Linked DNA regions of Homo sapiens: all the other regions are linked to region 2. The links are chromatin loops, found by intact Hi-C in ENCODE. Cell type or tissue: dorsolateral prefrontal cortex. All regions are shown on one strand. Region 1 holds the start of MYH14 (myosin heavy chain 14). Region 2 overlaps KCNC3 (potassium voltage-gated channel subfamily C member 3). Region 3 overlaps MYH14 (myosin heavy chain 14). Region 4 overlaps LOC105372436 (a long non-coding RNA gene).

What was found. Hi-C counts contacts between places; a loop is a spot of excess contacts. Peaks named below come from ENCODE experiments on the same cell type or tissue, not always from the same donor. Only the 100,000 strongest peaks of a DNase experiment are listed, where the experiment ranks them.
Region 1: it touches region 2 in a loop (6-fold over the local background); 5 of 110 quality-filtered maps call a loop at or near these places.
Region 3: it touches region 2 in a loop (6-fold over the local background); 10 of 110 quality-filtered maps call a loop at or near these places.
Region 4: it touches region 2 in a loop (4-fold over the local background); 6 of 110 quality-filtered maps call a loop at or near these places.

What each region holds. Positions count from the first base shown.
Region 1 is chr19:50,201,330-50,206,329 of GRCh38, reverse strand. MYH14 (myosin heavy chain 14) reads right to left here and starts at 2,708. Exons shown (of 43, transcript NM_001145809.2): 1 at 2,659-2,708. LOC124904746 (a long non-coding RNA gene) reads left to right here and starts at 2,354. Exons shown (of 3, transcript XR_007067298.1): 1 at 2,354-2,517. RefSeq lists a silencer at 887-986. In dorsolateral prefrontal cortex, a CTCF peak has its summit at 2,883; DNase peaks (open chromatin) are centred at 979, 2,879 and 3,701; H3K4me3 peaks cover 3,537 bases; H3K27ac peaks cover 3,204 bases; H3K27me3 peaks cover 673 bases.
Region 2 is chr19:50,323,478-50,328,477 of GRCh38, reverse strand. It overlaps KCNC3 (potassium voltage-gated channel subfamily C member 3), which reads left to right. Exons shown (of 5, transcript NM_004977.3): 1 at 1-265; 2 at 4,396-5,000. Among named protein-coding and RNA genes, the nearest start is that of KCNC3, 3.4 kb to the left of the region's middle. RefSeq lists silencers at 149-238, 2,616-2,745, 2,756-2,855 and an enhancer at 1,963-2,484. In dorsolateral prefrontal cortex, a CTCF peak has its summit at 2,725; a DNase peak (open chromatin) is centred at 2,707; H3K4me3 peaks cover 3,848 bases; H3K27ac peaks cover 2,192 bases.
Region 3 is chr19:50,249,462-50,254,461 of GRCh38, reverse strand. It overlaps MYH14 (myosin heavy chain 14), which reads right to left. Exons shown (of 43, transcript NM_001145809.2): 14 at 4,639-4,812; 15 at 3,774-3,947; 16 at 1,709-1,823. Among named protein-coding and RNA genes, the nearest start is that of MYH14, 48 kb to the right of the region's middle. In dorsolateral prefrontal cortex, CTCF peaks have their summits at 1,772 and 1,971 (motif pointing left); a DNase peak (open chromatin) is centred at 1,965.
Region 4 is chr19:50,140,603-50,145,602 of GRCh38, reverse strand. LOC105372436 (a long non-coding RNA gene) reads left to right here. Exons shown (of 3, transcript XR_936021.4): 2 at 1,488-1,576. Among named protein-coding and RNA genes, the nearest start is that of SNAR-D, 2.8 kb to the right of the region's middle. In dorsolateral prefrontal cortex, CTCF peaks have their summits at 2,225 and 2,426 (motif pointing right); no DNase peak of the experiment used is centred here.

The sequences.
Region 1 (5,000 bases), 120 kb after region 2:
CTCCTCCCTGGAGCCAAGAGTCCAAGCCCCCAGCCCTTTCCTTCCCCAGGCTGAGGAGTCCGAGCTCCCAGCCTCCTCCTCTCCCAGGACCCAGGAGTCTGAGCCCCCAGCCCCCTCCTCCTATGGATTGGGAAGTGCAGGCCCCCTCACCTCACTGCAGCCGGGCTAGAGGTGAGGATGCTGAGTTCTGAAGATGGATCACAGCCCTGATGGGGCGGGCAGGGCCTGCAGGCCTTGGCTCCAAGTGGCCGAGCCTCTCTGACTGCCCTACCCTTCCTCAACCAGCAGGAACACTCTGCCAGGGCTAATTACTGTCACCTGGGCAGGTGAAAGCACCTGCCCTGGGAGGGGCCGAGACTGCTGGGCTTGAAAAAGAAAAGCAGCCAGGGATCCGCCCTGGGGCAGAGGTTGGGGCCCTTGGCATCCAGCCGTCTGACCCTGGCTTCTAGCGCTGGGTTTCCGGAGTCCCAGTACTCAATGCCCTCCTGTCTCAGACCCAGGAGTTCAGGCCCCCAGCCCCTGCTCCTACAGACCCCAGAATCCGGGCTTGCAGCCCCCTCCTCCCCTAAGACCCCAGCTCTGCAGTCCTGGCCCCAGTCCTTTCCTCCCCCAGGACCCAGAAGTTCGGGCTCGCGGCGCAGTCCTTCCTCAGACCTGGGACAGCCGGCCCCCAAGGCCCCTTCTCAGATCCAGGAGTCTGAGAGCCCCGTACCCATTCCCCTGGACCCAAGCGCCTGTGTCGCCGCCCCCTCAACTCGCAGATCCTCGGGGCTACCTGGGGGCGCCGACCGGAGCGGGGAGATGGGGTGAGGGCGCGGGAATCCCCGTTCTCTTCAGGTGCAGCGACCTCCGCGGTCCAGCGCAGGGCGGGGCCCCGTCGCGTCACAGGGCGGGAGCCCGGCTCTGATGTCACCCAGCACCTGCCCGGCTGGGAACGGGGCGGGCCTGGAGCTTCAGGGCCTCTGACGGGGGCCGGGGGAAGGCGGGGGTTGAGCCTGTTGCCAGGTGGGCGGCGGCGGCGGCGGCGCCAGGGGCTCCTCCCCCTTATGGAGGGCAAAGGTCGAGGGCCCGCCGCGGAGAAGGCTGAGGATTCCCGGGATTCAAACCCCGCTGGAGCTTCCTGGGCCTCAGCTTTCCCTGCTGTGCATTGCGGCCAGTGAAATTAATAAAACGACGTTCAGAAAGTTCCCCAGCCCAGTGCTTCATCATTAATCTCCCTGAGCCTCAGTTTCCCAACTGCGGGAAGGGAACAACAAAATCTATAGACAGTAAGAGTACCAAAGAAGAGGACAATGGTATTCTGTCCTGAGCTTCAGTCTCGGGAGTGAAATAAAGACTACATGGTGATAAGAGTACCTACTATGTGTCGGGTATTTTCTCCTCTTAGAACAGCTCTTTGAGATCATAAAATGATTTAAAAAAAAAAAAAGAGGGAGAGACAGGGTCTCTCTCTGTTGCCCAGCTTGGAGTGCAATGCCACGATCATGGCTCACTGCAGCCTTGACCTCCTGGGCTCAACCGATCCTCCCTGCTCAGCCTCCCGAGTAGCTGGGACAGCAGGGTCACGCCACCACGCCCGGCTAACTCTTTTACTTTTTGTAGAGACGAAGTCTCGCTGTGTTGCCCAAGCTGGTCTCGAACTCCTGGGCTCAAGCGATTCTTTCGCTTCCACCTCCCAAAGTGCTGGGATTACAGGCCTGAGCCACTGCGCCCGGCCTAGAATAACCTCAACAACCAATGACATAGGGGTGATCAGCATGTCCATTTCTCTGATGTGGAAACTGAGGCAGGAAGGGTCAAAGTAAGGCACTCAAGATCACACAGCGTAAGAGGGAGGTCTGGAATTCAAGCCTATACCGTTTTCTGCCATTCTAAAGGAGGGGGTCTGGAAAGAACTTGTAGCAGGTCCCTAAAGACATGAATTTCTGCGTCCCAGTTGGTGATTACTACCAACCTGCTTCCCCATCTATGCCACAGGGACCACCGCTTTCCTTAGGGGACTCCTGTGGGACTGAAAAGGTTAAAGGACCCAGCACACAGTTGGTCTCTGGAGTGTTCTTCTCCACCAGGTCCCCCTGCAGTCACCAATTCGGCCCAGTCTCAGCCTTCCCCTCTCTGTATAATGGGTACAATATAACTCACCTCGAGTCAACACGATAAGGAAAGGAAATTATTTAGTTATAAAAAATAAAAGCGTCCAAGTACATCATAGGTTCTCAAATATGTCCTTCCCTACCCCTCCGCCTCTTCCAGTCACGACCCCTCTCTCTGGCCTCCGATTCTGACACGTGAGAACAGAGACATGTCATGCTGGGGGCGGGGGACTGGAGGCGATGACTCAGGTATTAAAGCGGCCGAGGTTCCAAAGACAGCCTCAGTTTCCCCTTCTGCGGAACAGGCCCGGGGCTGACAACGAGGACCCCGACCGGGCCTCGCACACGGCGGCAACTGGAGTTGGGGGAGTGTAGACGTCCCGCCCCCCCACCTCCCTCGCCGCCGTCCCGCTGCGCGCCCAAGGTGAGTGTCCGCGTCACCTCCCCGCCGTCCCCGGCCGCCTGCCCGGGCTCCCGGGCCCCGATCGCAGCCCCCAGGCTCCAGCTTCCCCTGGCTCAGTCCCGTTCCGCCGCCCCCGGAGGGCTGCCGGCCCCGGGCACTCACCGGCTTCCAGGGCCGTCCCGAGGCTTCGGCCTGGGGAGAAAGAGGGGCGTGTCCGCCAGGACAGCCCCGCCCCCAAGAGAGCAGCAGAGGCCAATCGGCGCCCGCTGCGGCAAGCTACGGCCCCGCCCCTGGGGGACGGGAGCCGCCAATCAAAAAGAGCGGCTGGCGGGCTGGGCCAATCAGAAGTTGTCGAAGGGTGCCAGCCGTGGGAAAAGAACGCGGCCCGGGCGCGGAGCTAGGCGGCGCGGTCGGGGGTGGAAGCCGAGGCCTGATGGGCACGGGGCGCCACCAATAGCGAGGCGCGGGGGGCGGCCGGGGGCGGGAGGCCCAAGGGGCCAGGGTGAATGGGCCGCTTTGTGCGCAAGGCATGAATGGGGGCCTTTGTAAGGGCCGGCGTGGGGGGGCCGACCGAAGGCCGGAATGCCTGGGTCCCCCGGGACCCGGCGGGCAGGAGAGACAGGAGACAGAATTCACTTTTGTCGAACGTAGACCATGTACCAGGCACCCTCCCAGGCTCTCACCCACCGGGGAGGTGTGGGCCGTGATACTATCGGAATAACAATGATCGTTTATCAAGCACTTCGATGTAGACCGGGAGCTGTGCTAAGCGCCTTACCTGCATGATCTCATTTAATCCTTACAACGAAGCCCTTGAAATTGGTGCTATTAAGATCTTCATCTTCTAGATGAGGTAACCCCAAGCTTAGAAAGAGGGTGTTAATTGCAGAAAGTCACAGAGCTGGCCGATGGCAGAGCAAGGACTCAGATCCAACCAGAAGTTGTGCTTTTAACCGCCATGCTATGCCCAAACGTGGTAATGATTCCCCATTTACAATTTACAGATGGGAAAACTGAGGCTCAGGAGAGCCAAAAGACTTCCCAAGGTTGGAAGGGTGCCGTGGCTCACACCTGTAATCCCAACACTTTGGGAGGCCAGGGTGGGAGGATCACTTGAGCCCAGGAGGTCAAGACCAGCCTGGGCAACATAGGCCCCATCTCTATTTAAAAGGAAAATAAAAAGAGCCAAGGGCACAAAGGAATGGCTCCACTGAACCCAAGGAGGCCTGCCAGCTTGGCTCGGCTGCTCAGCAGCTGTGTGGGCTCAGGCCAGTTGCTGGACTTTTTTGAGATTCCATTTATTTCTGCACTCGTAAAATGGGAGTGATGGACTGTCTGCCTTCACCCTTGCTCTCCCTACAGTCTACTCTATTCAGATGGGGCCTTTCCTCTGTTCAGAGCCTTCCATGGCTCCCATTTCACTCAGTAAAAGTCTAAGAACTCACCATGGCCAATGAGGTCCTGCGGGATGTGGCTGGCCCTTTTGCTCTCTCTGATCTCACCCCCAGGCCCTCCCCTTCATACTGCTCCAGCTACACTGGCTCAATTTCTCAAACCAGGAGGCCTGGTGCTGCCCCAAGGCCTTTGCATTCTCTGTTGGGTCCACCAGGAATGCTCTTCCCCAGGTTTTGCATGACAACCTCTCTCCCACATCATCCGTTCTGCTCCAATATCACCTCTTCCAAGAGGCCTTTCCTGGCCATCCTATATAAGACAGTTCCTCTCATCACTCTCTCTCGTTTAACCCCGCTTTGCTTTTTCTCATAGCACTGGGAGTGTTTGCTAATTTATCTGTTTATCATCTGTCTCCTCACTAGAATTTAAGTCCCACGAGGACAAAGATCTTTATTTTGTTCAGTGCCGAATCCTCAGTGCCTGGCACACAGTAGGTGTTTAATAAGTGTTTGTTGAGTAAATGGTAATGAGTGCTTGTATTGAGTGGATTAAGTGAATTAGTGCCTACAAAGCTCTTAGTACAGTCCTGGCACCAGGGAAAAGGCTGAATAAGAAAGTACTGGCCAGGAGCGGTGGCTCACGCCTCTAATTCCAGCACTTTGGGAAGCTGAGGCAGGCAGATCACTTGAAGTCAGGAGTTCGAGAGCAGCCTGGCCAACATGGTGAAACCCCGTCTCTACTAAAAATACAAAAATTATCCAGGCATAGTGGCCCACGCCTGTAATCCCAGCTTTTCGGGAGGCTGAGGCAGGAGAATCACTGGAACCCAGGAGGCGGAGGTTGCAGTGAGCGGAGATAGCACCACTGCACTCCAGCCTGGGTGGCAGAGTGATTCCATCTCAAAAAAAAAAGAAAGAAAAGAAAAAGAAAATACTGATTATCATGACTATTGCCATTTATTGTCCTACAAACAGCATGCAGGAGAGAAACTATATACATACGAAGTCTAGCGTACGAGCAAGAAGCCAAAGAAATATGAAAGGAAATGTTGGGAGATAAGAGATGGGCAGAAAAGAGACAAGAGAAGCTGGAGTTGGGTGCTGAGGGCA
Region 2 (5,000 bases):
CGAGGCGCCCGACCCCGCGGGCGCCGCCAACGCCGCCAACGCCGCAGGCGCCCACGACGGAGGCCTGGACGACGAGGCGGGCGCGGGCGGCGGCGGCCTGGACGGAGCGGGCGGCGAGCTCAAGCGCCTCTGCTTCCAGGACGCGGGCGGCGGCGCCGGGGGGCCGCCAGGGGGCGCGGGCGGCGCGGGCGGCACATGGTGGCGCCGCTGGCAGCCCCGCGTGTGGGCGCTCTTCGAGGACCCCTACTCGTCGCGGGCTGCCAGGGTGAGCGCGCTCTCGGGGCCCCCATCCACCCCACCCCCGCCTCTCCAGGCGCCCCCAGTCTCCCAGGAGCGCCCCAGCTCCAACCCTCCGGGTCCCTCTAGGCTTCTCAGTCTCCTAGAAGCCTCTTCCCCAATCCTGAGTCTCCTGGGCTCCTCCGAACACACCCCCCTCTCGCAGCCATCCCCCAGATCCTCCAAAGACGGATCTCCAACCTTCGGGCTCTTCCAGACCCCTCCAAAGTTCCCCCTCCCCCGCCAAGGCCACCCTAGACGCTTAGACACTTCCTCCAGACCGTGAATCTCCCGTGCTTCTCTGAACAACCCGGTCCCCACCTTTCCTGGGCTCCTCTGAGACCCTCCCCAACCCTCATGTCTCCTGGGCCCCATCAAATCTCTTCTCACTACTCTTGGTCACCGTCCAGCCCTTGGTTTCTTGGACCTTCCCCAGCCCCTCAGAAGACATCCCTTCTCAGCCCTCAAATTCTCCTAGGCCCTGTGAGCCCTGACCCCCACTTTCCCTGCCTTCTCCAGACTCTCTGGGGCCCCCTATTCAACTCTCAGTCTCTCCCAGCACCTCCCCGATTCACCCCGTGGCCCGTCTCCCAGAAGACCTCTCTCTCCAAGTTTGAATCTTCTGATTATTTTTTCCACTCCCTTCCTGCAGTATCTTCTGCTCTCAGAGTCTCAGAAAACTCCCCCACCCCAACCTCACAGCCTTCTGGACCCCTCTAAACCTCCACTTGTTCTTGCCTGGACATTTTCACCTCCCCCTCACTGCAATACTGAGTCTTGGGGCATCTTCTCCGTTGGAACCTCCAGGCCCCCTCTGTGTTCACTCTGTGTTTAACACTCTTCAACCTCCACGCCAACTCCCATCTCAAGGACTTTCCCCATAAAGCTCCAGACTTCCCCCAAGCCTTTCACACTCCTCCTCAGTGCCTCCAGAAGCATCCCATGCCCCCATCATATGCCTTTCCTCTCCAGAACCCTCACATGTCCTCCAGAATTGTTCTTCCTCCTCCATAGATCCTCGCAGCTTCTCCTCTCCATCATTTTAACTGCACAGTGCACTCTCTATCCCTGGGACTCCCCCCATCCAAAGCCCCCACAGCCCGTTTCCTAGTCTAAGTGACTTTCCCTCCTGCTCTAGAACTTTTTCTAACCTCAAACCCTGGGAGGCCCCTCAAGTCATCAGCCCTAAAACTTTCATCTCAAAATAACTTACAATTCTTTCTACCTTGCCCTGGGATTCCTTCCACCTGCCCTCTTCCTTTCTCGAACCTCCCCCCCCGCCGTGCAAAACCCAGAACCTAGCCCCTCAGTCTGTCCCCCTCCATCAAAGTGAACCAAAGAGCCTTCTCTCTCTCTCCAAATTCTAGATTTTCCCCAAAGCTCTCTCCATCGCTCCCAGAAAACTTTCCTCAAGCATCCATAACTTCCTAGGCTAAATGACTACCCTCCCCCTGGGTTCTCTCCTGAACCATTTCCTCCTACTAACTTCCTCCCTGTCCCGGGGACCCCGGAGGGAGAATGTGGTGGAAAAGGGGGGCAGTGCAAAATGGGGGCAATTGGAAATGGGGGAAATAAGAGCGATCCCAAGACCCCCTCCTGGGCTCCTGGGTACCCAAACACAGAGGAGCAGGTCTTGGCCCCCTCCCCCCACCGTGCCGCGTCCTGAGCCGGGAAGGACGCGGAGCCGCAGTGCCGCATTCGCGCCGGGGGAGGGAGCGGGGGGACGCCTGGAGCCACCGCATAAAGTTTGGTCCCCAGAAAGCGCTGAGTTGGCGAGATTTGGGGTTGGATGGGGGGAGGTGGGGAAGAGGAGGTGCGGAAGGGACATGGCCCTGGATGCCCCCTCAAGACACTGAGCGGCTCCTTCCCCCATGGCCGGGGCGCCCTTCTCTCCTGTGACCCCATTGAAGGGTGCTGAGATGAGGAGCGGGATGAAGTTAGAGTTCTTCTGTGATGGTCAGGCTAGGTGTTCGGGACAGCTACGGGAGATACTCATTTACTCCGCCAATGTGTTTTGGGTGTCCAAGGTGTGCCGAGCCCTTTCCAGCCTCCCAGTGATATGGCTTGAGAGAGTTGGGAGCTGAGGCCAAAGCAAAGTGGAGGGTCCGACCCTACAGCCCCCTGCCCCCGCCCCCTTCCTCGTAATCACTCCTTTCCTTCTTACAGAGACTCCATGCCCTCCTACCCCTTCTGCTTTTGACACACTCTGGAGTAAGGGGTTAAACCAGCCCGACGCCGTCCAGCCTCTGCAGCTGCGCACTGCGGCGGGTGCCCACCTTTCCCTGTGCCCTGGGAGGGAAGGAGTTAATTAGACTCTTGGCCCTTGGCCTCCCGCCGGAAAGCAGCAACACTGCGGCTGCGCGTTGAATAGGCTCCGGCCCGGAAGGGGTTAAGACGGCCCCTAGCCGCTGCGGCTGCGCACTGCGGCGGGGGAGCTGTCCGCGGTACTGGCCGCCGTGCGCCCCGCCCCCCGGCCCGGCTGGCCCGCCCCCACTGCGGTGCCGCAGCTAGCGCCGCGCGCCCGGCTCGGAGGGGGCGGGGAACTAGGCATGCGCTCTGCGAAGGCCTCTGGCCTCTTAAACCACTGCAGAGAAGCGAAGGTGGGGGTGGGGGGGGAGTTCAGAGAGGACCTGCGCCGGCCCCCAGCCCACCCCAACGTCCAGGGTCCTCTCTGTGGCCCCGAAACTCTCCACCCACTACTTCCCAGCTCTGCACCTCAGTGAAGTCAAGCCCAGAGCCCAACCCCTGTGGAGGAAGGGGGGTGCACAGAGGGACAGTGCTGGCCCTTGGCCCACCCCAAAGTCCAAGGTCCTCTCTGTGGTCCAGCAGTGGCCTCCCCGTGCTCTGTGCCCCTGATTAATAGCAAAACTCCCCATGCCCTCCCTCCTCCACTACCCGCAGGATTAAAACCCTCTCTTTACTATAACACCTGTCTTCCTTCCCTCTCCAATGCACTCCTCTCCCCTCCCACCCCTCTGCATATCTGATAAAGCCCATGACATCTCTAGGGGCCTGGCCCATTGCTTTCCTTCTCCAAGACCCTGACCCCACTCCCTCCTCTTCTAGGCCTTCATCAAAACCCACATCACTGTGTGGCAGGACTCTGGTTATCCCCCATCTTGAAATGGCTCAGGACCCTTCACCCCTCATTCTCTGCCCCTTTGGCAAATGCCCTAACTTCTCTTTGGCCCTGGCTCTGCCTTTTCCCACAATGTCCAGGCCAGTGACTCTCCTTCCTCTTCAGGGCCCTAAACCCTGCCTGACTCTCCTCTTTTATCTCCTCTTCCATTTTTGCAGGCTTAACCCTTCAACCCCTCCTCCCTTAAGGGCCCGGACCCCCACCTCCCCTCTGTGGCACCACCACTGCCCTGTCCTCTCTGGGTGAGGCCTTGACCTTGCCCCCCAACTAACTGCTGCCTGCATACCCTAACAACAGCTCAGGTCTTCTTACTGTGTTCCAGGCACTGCTCCAAGCACTGTGTTTGGAGCCAAGTCCTTCGTACGCTCATCTAATTTAATCCTCACAACAATCCCACTACAAACTTCTGGTTCAGAAAGCTCAGTCTCCTTGCCCAGTTTTGACAGGTTAAAAGCCAGATTCATGCCCAGGCTCGCCGACTCTTAACCACCTCACGATTCTGCCTCCCTGCCCGCCTTCTCCCTTCCCGTCTGCCCAGCTCCAAGCTGAGCCCTAAAGCCTCCGAGACACACAGGATGTGTGATCTTAGGCCTGGCGGCTCCCGTCCCACAGCAGAACCCGTGGACCCTGCTGGGGGGCCCTGAAATAGGACACAGGGAACAGGAGGGTGGGGGGAGGTGGTCTAGGAAACAGCAAGGGGCCAGAAATGTTTCCAAGGAAAGAAGCTGCCCATCTGCTGCGTCTGCTGGGGCCAGCTCTTCTCCAACTGCCTCTGTTCCTTTCTCTCCCTTTTTGCTAGCTTTAGAGGGGAGAATGGGATTCTGGAAGTGATGGAGCCACAGGGCTGAGACACCTGGATTTTGCCCAGAGTTTGGGCCCAGGAGGCTGGGGAAGGGGGCACTGGAAGGGTCTTCTGGATGTTATGGCCAACCTGATGCCTAGGTCACCTCTCCCCCTCTCTCTCCCTCCCTGCCCTGCAGTATGTGGCCTTCGCCTCCCTCTTCTTCATCCTCATCTCCATCACCACCTTCTGCCTGGAAACCCATGAGGGCTTCATCCATATTAGCAACAAGACGGTGACCCAGGCCTCCCCGATCCCCGGGGCACCTCCGGAGAACATCACCAACGTGGAGGTGGAGACGGAGCCCTTCCTGACCTACGTGGAGGGGGTGTGCGTGGTCTGGTTCACCTTCGAGTTCCTCATGCGCATCACCTTCTGCCCAGACAAGGTGGAGTTTCTTAAAAGCAGCCTCAACATCATCGACTGTGTGGCCATCCTGCCCTTCTATCTCGAGGTGGGCCTCTCGGGCCTCAGCTCCAAGGCCGCCAAAGACGTGCTGGGCTTCCTGCGGGTGGTCCGCTTCGTCCGCATCCTGCGCATCTTCAAGCTGACCCGGCACTTCGTGGGGCTGCGCGTGCTGGGACACACGCTCCGCGCCAGCACCAACGAGTTCCTGCTGCTCATCATCTTCCTGGCCCTGGGGGTGCTCATCTTCGCCACCATGATTTACTACGCTGAGCGCATTGGCGCCGACCCCGATGACATCCTGGGCTCCAACCACACCTACTTCAAGAACATCCCCAT
Region 3 (5,000 bases), 74 kb after region 2:
GGGCAGCAGATTTTCAGCCGGGAGATGATTCTCGTAGCATAATCTGGTTCTGTTCCTGAACATCAAACTCTGCTTTCCAATCTCCTTGTGTAAATACTATATGAGACATAAAAATAAAATCTATCTTTCTAGCATGAGCTCACAAGATCAAGACCCTCCATGCTGTTTTGCTCTGTGAGTGTGTTTTGGGAACCACTCACCTTGCTCATTTTGTTTTCTTTTTTTTTCCTTTTTTTTTTTTTTTGAGACAGAGTTTCACTCTTGTTGCCCAGGCTGGAGTGCAATGGCACGATCTCGGCTCACCACAACCTCCACCTCCCGGGTTCAAGCGATTCCCCTGCCTCAGCCCCCCGAGTAGCTGGGATTACAGGCATGTGCCACCACGCCCAGCTAATTTTGTATTTTTAGTAGAGATGAGGTTTCTCCATGTTGGTCAGGCTGGTCTCAAACTCCCGACCTCAGGTGACCCGTCCACCTTGGCCTCCCAAAGTGCTGGGATTACAGGCGTGAGCCACCGCGCCTGGCCGCTCATTTTGTTTTCTTGCCAAATTGCATGGACTGGTATTTCTACAGCTACCTTTTCATGTCAATAAAAGATTAAGGCAAACTGACAAATGCCAGAAACTTGGAACCTGGAAAAAACAGGATGCCAGTTCTGCCAGCTTTCTAAAACCATTTCTCAAACCTCCTCTAAGGATGGGGGGGCAGGGGCAGTGGCAGAAAAGGCTTGGAAAAGGTCAGAGTCCTACCACAGGGCATTTGGCATCTCTGCCTATGACCCCTAGAAGTGTCAATCCAAAAAGACAGTCACACTCATGGGGGCCTTTTGGGGGCAGGAAAGCCCTCCAAAACTGTATCTCAGTCTGTTTTTTCTTTCTTCTTCCCTGGGGGCGTGAAGGGAACTTTGTAAGAAAACAAAGAAAGCAAAGCCTAAAAGTTGACTGACCTGCAAAAGATCATCATTCTGTGTTCTCTTATTGTTATAAATTATTTCTCAGTAGAATTTTTTTTTTTTTTTTGGGACAGAGTCTCACACTGTCACCCAGGCTGGATTGCAGTGACACAATCTTGGCTCACTGAAACCTCTACCTCCCAGATTCAAGCGATTCTCCTGCCTCAGCCTCCCTAGTAGCTGAGACTACAGGCATGCACCAGGACATCTGGCTAATTGTTGTACTTTTAGTAGAGACAGGGTTTCACCATGTTGGCCAGGCTGGTCTTGAACTCCTGACCTCAAGTGATCCGCCCACCTTGGCCTCCCAAAAGTGCTGGGATTACAGGTGTGAGCCACCATGCCCAGCCAAATCTCCTAATTGTTTAGGGAACACAGGCCATCTAAAAATAATAAGTTTACTTCTTCCTGTTCGATATTCATACTTTTTCTGGTCTGATTGCATAGGCTAGTATTGCTAAAAAAACGATGTTTAACAGTAGTGTTAGTGGGTATCTTTGCCACGTTTCTGATTAAGGCGGAGTGCTTTATCCTTGAGAAGGATGCTGGCTTATCAATCAAATCAATAGTCAATCAATTAATCTATGGATCCATCCATCACTGATTTGAAATACTATTTGTGACACTGGCTATTCTGGGTCTGAGCAGAAAACTCAGGTTCAGACCTCCGCCTCTGAAACAAAGGTGCTCACGCTGTGGATTTGGAGAATGGCCGCACAGACCCCTAGAGCCGGGGTGGGGGAAGTGGGTCCTCACCGTCTTTCCAGATCTCTGCCGTCAGCCGGTCTGTGCTCTGGTGGAGCAAGGCTGCGACGTTGTCATTCAGAGGGTCCATGTTTTTCATCAGCCACTCGTTGGCCTTGTAGTCGACCTGAATGAAGTCAGGTAGAGGAGGGCGATGACTTGCAGGCTCAGACATTCTCTGGATTTCCTAAGGAGCCTTCCAGAAGCTCTGAGACTCCCAGGTCTGGAGCTCACCATGGACAAGCGAGCACTGGTGCCACCTTGTGTCCATATTCTGAACTGCACCCCACCAGCATGGTCCCCTCTCTCTCCTTCCCCTCTATGCCCCCTGCCACCTCTGTGACCTCCACCACCACCACTTTCTTCCTATTCATTCCGCTCCAGCCACCCTGGCCTCCGCACTGTTCCTCAAACATGCGAGCTTACTCCCACCTCGGGGTTTTACCCCTGCGGTTCCTGCCACCTGGGGTTCTGTCTCTGTGGGTTTCACACCACTGGCTCCTTCTGGGTACTCAGGGCTTTGCTGTGGGGCTCCATAGAGTCACGATCTTGGCCGCTACAATTCTCTGCATATGTGCCCCCCACCAGACAGCGGTCCCCCGAGGGCAGGGCCCAGGTCTGACTCACGGCCTAGCAGAGGGCTGGGTACAGGGGGAGTTCTGGAGTATGTCTGGGGAAGAAACTGAGGGCTAGACACAGAACACATGGAATCTCCTGCCTCCCAGCCATTGTCTATGCTGTTCCCTCTGCCTGGAGAGCCCTTCCCACCCTTCACCCATCCTCTGGGGCTGCCTGGTCCACATCATCAAAACCAGGGGTCAGCAAACTATGGCTCACAGGCAAAATCCAGCCTGCCACCTCTTTTTGCAAATACTTTCACTGGAATAGGGCTGGGCGCGGTGGCTCACACCTGTAATCCCAGCACTTTGGGAGGCCTATGCGGGTGGATCAACTGAGGTCAGGAGTTCGAGAGCAGCCTGGCCAACATGGTGAAACCCTGTCTCTACTAAAAATACAAAAATTAGCCAGGCATGGTGGCAGGTGCCTGTAATCCCAGCTACTGGGGAGGCTGAGGCAGAAGAATTGCTTGAACCTAGGAGGCGGAGATTGCAGTGAGCCGAGATCGTGCCACTGCACTCCAGCCTGGGTAACAGAGGGAGACTCTGTCTCAAATAAAAAAAAATACATATATATATGTGTGTGTGTGTGTGTGTGTGTGTGTGTGTGTGTGTGTGTGTGTGTGTAGTGTGTATATATATATGTGTGTATATATATATGTGTGTATATATATATGTGTATATATATATAGGAATAGAACCTTCATTTATGTCTTCATAGTCAAACTCATGGGGGCCCTTCTGGGGGCAAGAGAGCCCTCGAAACTGTTTCTCAGTCTGTTTTTCCTTTCTTTTTCCCTGGGGGCTTGAAGATACTTATGTATTATCTGTGGCTCTTTTTGTGTGACCACAGCAGAATTGTGTAGCTGTGACAGAGATCGTCTGGCCCACAAAGCTGAAACTATTTACTATCGGACCCTTTACAGAAAATGTTTGCCGGCCCTTGACTGAGATTTGAGATTGAGCATATTCTCTTCTGTGAAGCTTTCCCAGGTACTTCTCTTCTGGGCTCTGACACTACCCTCAGCTGCCTCCACTGAAAGACCTATTAACCTTATATCCTGATCGTCTGTATTTGCCTCCCTCCCAGATAGGGATCTTTGTGAGGACAGAAACCATGTTTGATCTGTGTATCCAGCTTTGCTCGGCCCCGAGCTGGGCACACAAATGGCACCCCGCACATATCTGCTGAATAAGTGGATAAAATGCACATAGATCGCCTCCTGATGAACTCCTACCCATCCCTCAAAACCCACTGCAAATATCACCTCTTTGAGGAAGTTTTTGGTGATCCCATCAGACAGAATCCTTGCTCCTCCCTGGGCTCTCCTAGCCCCTGCTCTGTTTGTCTGGACCTCAGGAGGACCCTGTTTTCCCTCTGCACCCTCCCCCCATCTGTAGCCAGTGGAGATCCCTTGATCCCCACTCCCACATGCCCCAAGGCCGGCCCCAGCCCCTACCTTGCCCGCGTAGTGGAGAACACTGAAGTCGGCCTGATCCCGCAGGTGCCTCGGCCGCTGGAACTTGGGGTGGCCGCCCTGCTCCTGGGCTACCTTCTCCACAAACGACTTGTCTGTGGCCTTCGGGAACCAGCACTCCTCATCCAGCAGGGCCAGGAGTCCAGGGGGGTTGGCCTGGCCATTGACAGCAGGGGGAGAGTAAGTCAGATCCCCACATATTGGACACTCAGGTGGCTGCTGATTTTTAGCTCTTATAAGTCACACTTGGACATAAAAACAAACGTGAGATGCCAGGCACGGTGGCTCACGCCTGTAATCCCAGCACTTTGGGAGGCCGAGGCGGGTAGATCACGAGGTCAGGAGATCGAGACCATCCTGGCTAACACAGTGAAACCCCCGACTCTACTAAAAATACAAAAAATTAGCCGGGCGTGGTGGCGGGCACCTGTAGTCCCAGCTACTCGGGAGGCTGAGGCAGGAGAATGGCGTGAACCCAGGGGGCGAAGCTTGCAGTAAGCAGAGATCGCGCCGCTGCACTCCAGCCTGGGCGATAGAGCGAGACTCCGTCTCAAGAAAAAAACAAAACAAAACAAAACAAACAAACAAAAAACAAACGTGAGAACAACAGTTACGGTGAGAGCTCTGATTAACCGATTGATTTGAGCCGGGCCCTGTGGCAGGCACATTCTGGGCCCTAATCACCTATGGTCACAAAAGATCGAGGAAGCAGGTGCTGTCACCTTCCCCACAGAACCCATGGGGCATCCTGAGGCCCAGCAGAGGAGGAGCTAGACCCTGGTCTCGCAGATGCTGGGAGAGACGGATCTGAACCGTGAGTGTGGGCTGGGAGGGGCCTGGGGCTCACCGGCCGCTCGATGAGGTCGATGCAGGGCTGCAGGTCGAGGCCAAAGTCGAGGAAGGTCCAGGGGATGCCCTCACGCTGGTACTCCTCCTGCTCCAGCACGAACATGGTGTGGTTGAAGAGCTGCTGCAGCTTCTCGTTGGTGTAGTTGATGCAGAGCTGCTCGAAGGAGTTCAGCTGCAGGGACGCAGGACACGTGAGCTGGGAGGATGGAGAGGGACAGAGACCCAGAGACAGGGGACAGAGACCCAGAGACAGGGGACAGAGATGCATCGAGAGGGGACAGAGACCCAGAGAGAGGGGGACAGAGACCCAGAGAGAGGGGGACAGAGACCCAGAGACAGGGGACAGAGCCAGAGACAGGG
Region 4 (5,000 bases), 180 kb after region 2:
AAAAAAACACCTCATGCACTAGTTTCAGCATTCAGGTGTGTGTGTTCTGTGTAGCCGGGGATGTGTATGGCTTCTCGCCTGGGAAATGTGTGTGAGGTGCTGCATCTTTTCATTCTGTGGACTGTATTAGTTTCCCATGGTGCTGTAACAAATTGCCACACACTTAAAATGACACAATTTTATTATATTACAATCCTGGAGGCCAGAAGTTGGAAGCGGGATTCAAAGGGATCAAGGGGTCAGCACGGCCATGCTCCCTCCAGAGGCTCCAGGGATGGATCTGTTTCGCTGCCTCGTTGCCAGTTTCCAGGGGCCTGCTTTCCTTGGCTTGTAGCCCTTTCCTCTGTCATCAAAGCCAGCAGTGTAGCGTCCTCTCTCTCAGCCTCTGCTGCTCTCTGCTTCTGGTGCATGGCCTTCTTCTGCCCTGTGTCAGACTCTCCTCTGCCCCCTCTTATAAGGACACTTGTGAAGGCATTTAGTGCCCGCCCAGATAATCCAGGATAATTCCCCCCATCTAAAGATCCTTCACTTAATCCCTTCCGCAAAGTCTCTTTTCCATATAAGATAAGATCTGTAGGTTCCAGGGATATCTCTGGGGGCTGTTATACAGCCTGTCTACCCCACCAGGCAGGAAGTCCCAGTTTATGGAATAAAGTTTTAAGAATCTTTGCCAAGGCTGGGTGTGGTGGCTCATGCCTGTAATCCCAGCACTTTGGGAGGCCGAGGTGGGAGGATTGCTTGAGCCCAGGAGTACGCGACCAGCCTGGGCAACATAGAGAGACCCTGTCTGTATTATTAAAAAATAATAAATTATATAAATAAATAAGAACCCCTGGCCCAGGCACAGTGGCTCAGGCCTAAAATCCCAGCAATTTTGGAGCCCGAGGTGGGTAGATCACCTGAGGTCAGGAGTTCGAGACCAGCCTTGCCAACATGGTGAAACCCCATCTCTACTAAAAATGTAAATATTAGCCAGGCATGGTGGCAGGTGCTTGTAATCCCAGCTATTCAGGAAGCTGAGGCAAGAGAATTGCTTGATCCTGGGAGGCGGAGGTTGCAGTGAGCCGAGATGGCGCCACTGCACTCCAGCCAGCCTGGGACACTGAGTGAGAATCCATCTAAAAAAAAAAAAAACAATATATATATATATATATATAAAAGATAGGGGTGGCCCTGTGGCTAGACTTCTCTGAAACTTTTTGTCTCCATGAACTTGAGCAAGTCTTGACCTCTTGTGCCTCAATGTCCTCATCTAGGGGTAACCATCGTTCCCACGTCCGAGAGCTGTTGTGTCGGGGAGGTGAGACAGCCTCATGGTTGCTGGCTGTTGTCACTGGTATGGAATGGGGGCCTCAGGTGGCCTGTCCTGGGACTTTGCTTTGACTCTTAGGGGACCATGGCCCCTTCCGTGACCAGGAGTCTTGGGGAAAGCATCTGTCTGTCAGGGTCACAAATGACCCTTTTTCTGCTGTGGTCTCCTCCTCCAGCTCTTCGGGCCCTGGCGTGAACCCTTCTCCCAGAGGCACATGCCCAGAACCCAGCAATGGCCAATGGGACCTTGATGGCCGAGGGCCAGGTGAGTCTGGGCTTCCTCTTCCCCAGGATAACTTTGTGGACTCCAGTGGGCCCTCTTCATCCCTGTGCATGATCTCAAGGTCTCCTGACTCTTCCAATACTGGGAAAGGGGGTATGAGGAGAGGGGAGCCGGGCAGTGCCCAGGGGCAGGAGGCAGAGGCAGAATGCTCTGAGCTGGGACCATGTCGCGCAGTCTAAACATTTTTCATCGAACACTGCAGCCTTTCAGTTACCAGGCAAAGTGGGCAATGGATGGTTTTGCTTCATCCCTGAGCCTCATCTCTGGAGTCAGGAATGGGGGTGAGGATCAGGGATGGGGTCTGGGATAGAATGGGACTTGCGAATATCTCCTGCACAAAACGGCTTGACGGATTTTTCTTTAAGTGTTTCTTAGGCTGAGCGCGGTGGCTCATGCCTGTAATCCCAGCACTTTGGGAGGCTGAGGCAGGCGGATCACGAGGTCAGATCGAGACCATCCTGGCTAATACGTTGAAACCCCGTCTCTACTAAAAATACAAAAAATTAGCCGGGCGTGGTGGCGGGCGCCTGTGGTCCCAGCTACTCGGGAGGCTGAGGCAGGAGAATGGCGTGAACCCGGGAGGTGGAGCTTGCAGTGAGCCGAGATTGCGCCACTGCACTCCAGCCTGGGGGATAGAGCGAGACTCCATCTCAAAAAAAAAGCATTTTTTAGGGCTGTCACTTAGAGCTGTGCAGGTTATGCACTGCACAAGTGTGCCTCATCCCAGGCAGGACTCCCACCTTATACCTCATACATTGGTGGCAGTTTGCAGGCAGTTTGATAAACTGTCATATACTAAATTAATTGGTATATTACAATGACTTCCCAACAGATGGCAGTAAAGAGTCATGTGAAAGGGCTCCTTGTTCTACTTTCTACCAAGGTGCCTATGGGCGAGTTTCTGCCTTAGATAGGTTCCCATAGGCCAGTTGGATTCAGGCATCCCAATTCTGCACAATCAGAATGTTCCAGCCCAGGGGGCTGTTGTGGGCTCTTGACCCCTGACACTTCTGCCCCCAAGTTCCAGAAGGACGTGCCACTCCACAGAATGAAACTGGCCCTTGCAGGAATCAGTGACCTTCAAGGATGTGGCGGTGGACTTCACCCTGGAGGAGTGGGGCTGGCTGGAGCCTGGCCAGAGGGAGCTGTATTCACCCAGTACCAAATGTAAATGTGTGCCCCAAATGCAGCAATCAAGATAAAAGAATATTTAATGCAATATTGGCCAGGCGCGGTGGTTCACGCCTGTAATCCCAGCACTTTGGGAGCCCAAGGTGGGTGGATCACTTGAGGTCGGAAGTTTGAGACCAGCCTGGCCAACATGGCGAAACCCTGTCTCTACAAAAAAAATAAAAATAAAAAATAAAATTAGGGTGAGGTGGCACACGCCTGTAGTTCCAGCTACTTGGGAGGCTGAAGCAGGAGAATCACTTGAACTCAGGGAGACTCTGCACTCCAGCCTGGGTGACAGAGTGACAATAATAACAATAACAATAATAATGCAACATTTTTTAAAAATCAAAATCAATGCAAAAAAAATCAATGATGAACAAAATATCAAATTTTTTAAAAAGGCCAGTCTCATGCCACATCAGACTGCTATTTCAAAGGAAATGTATGTGCCCCCATATACTTGCTTTTTTTTTTTTTAAGGAGAGGGGTTCTTGCTCCATTGCCCAGGCTGGAGTGTGGTGGTGAGATCATAGCTCACTGCAGTAACAAACTCCTGGGCTCAAGGGATCCTCCTGCCTCAGCCTCCTGAGTAGCTGGGACTACAAGCACACACTACCATGCCTAGCTAATTCCTAAATTATTTTTGTAGAGACAGGCTCTCCCCATGTTGCTCAGGCTAGTCTTAAACTCCCAGGCTCAAGTGATCCACCCACCTTGGCCTCCCAAAGGCCTGTGCTGGGATTACAGGCATGAGCCACTGTGCCCTGCGCAAGTTTTTATATATTTTTTCTAAATTTATTTTTCCTGGAATGCTAAACTAGTTGAAAAATACTGAAAAATGAAGTAAATGTGTTGAAATTCACAACATTATTTTACATTTAAATCTTTCATATATACCCTAGACAGAATTTGAATAATTTGACTTTCTTGGCTTTTAATGGAGGCAAATCTGTCATTAACACTTTCTTTTTTTTTTTTAATCATTCTTGGGTGTTTCTCGCAGAGGGGGATTTGGCAGGGTCATAGGACAATAGTGGAGGGAAGGTCAGCAGATAAACAAGTGAACAAAGGTCTCTGGTTTTCCTAGGCAGAGGACCCTGTGGCCTTCCGCAGTGTTTGTGTCCCTGGGAACTTGCGATTAGGGAGTGGTGATGACTCTTAAGGAGCATGCTGCCTTCAAGCATCTGTTTAACAAAGCACATCTTGCTCCGCCCTTAATCCATTTAACCCTGAGTGGACACAGCACATGTTTGAGAGAGCACACGGTTGGGGGTAAGGTCACAGATCAACAGGATCCCAAGGCAGAAGAATTTTTCTTAGTACAGAACAAAATGAAAAGTCTCCCATGTCTACTTCTTTCTACACAGACACGGCAACCATGCGATTTCTTAATCTTTTCCCCACCTTTCCCCCCTTTCTATTCCACAAAACCGCCATTGTCATCATGGCCCGTTCTCAATGAGCTGTTGGGTACACCTCCCAGACGGGGTGGTGGCCGGGCAGAGGGGCCCCTCACTTCCCAGTAGGGGCGGCCAGGCAGAGGCGCCCCTCACCTCCCGGACGGGGCGGCTGGACGGGCAGGGGGCTGACCCCCCCACCTCCCTCCCGGACGGGGCGGCTGGCCGGGCGGGGGGCTGACCACCCCCCCCCCACCTCCCTCCCGGACGGGGTGGCTGCCGGGCGGAGACGCTCCTCACTTCCCAGATGGGGTGGCTGCCGGGCGGAGGGGCTCCTCACTTCTCAGACGGGGCGGCTGCCGGGCAGAGGGGCTCCTCACTTCTCAGACGGGGCGGCTGGGCAGAGACGCTCCTCACCTCCCAGACAGGGTCGCGGCCGGGCAGAGGCGCTCCTCACTTCCTAGATGGGATGGCGGCCGGGCAGAGACGCTCCTCACTTTCCAGACTGGGCAGCCAGGCAGAGGGATTCCTCACATCCCAGACGATGGGCGGCCAGGCAGAGACGCTCCTCACTTCCCAGACGGGGTGGCGGCCGGGCAGAGGCTGCAATCTCGGCACTTTGGGAGGCCAAGGCAGGCGGCTGGGAGGTGGAGGTTGTAGCGAGCCGAGATCACGCCACTGCACTCCAGCCTGGGCACCATTGAGCACTGAGTGAACGAGACTCCATCTGCAATCCCCGCACCTGGGGAGGCCGAGGCTGGCGGATCACTCGCAGTTAGGAGCTGGAGACCAGCCCGGCCAACACAGCGAAACCCCGTCTCCACCAAAAAAATACG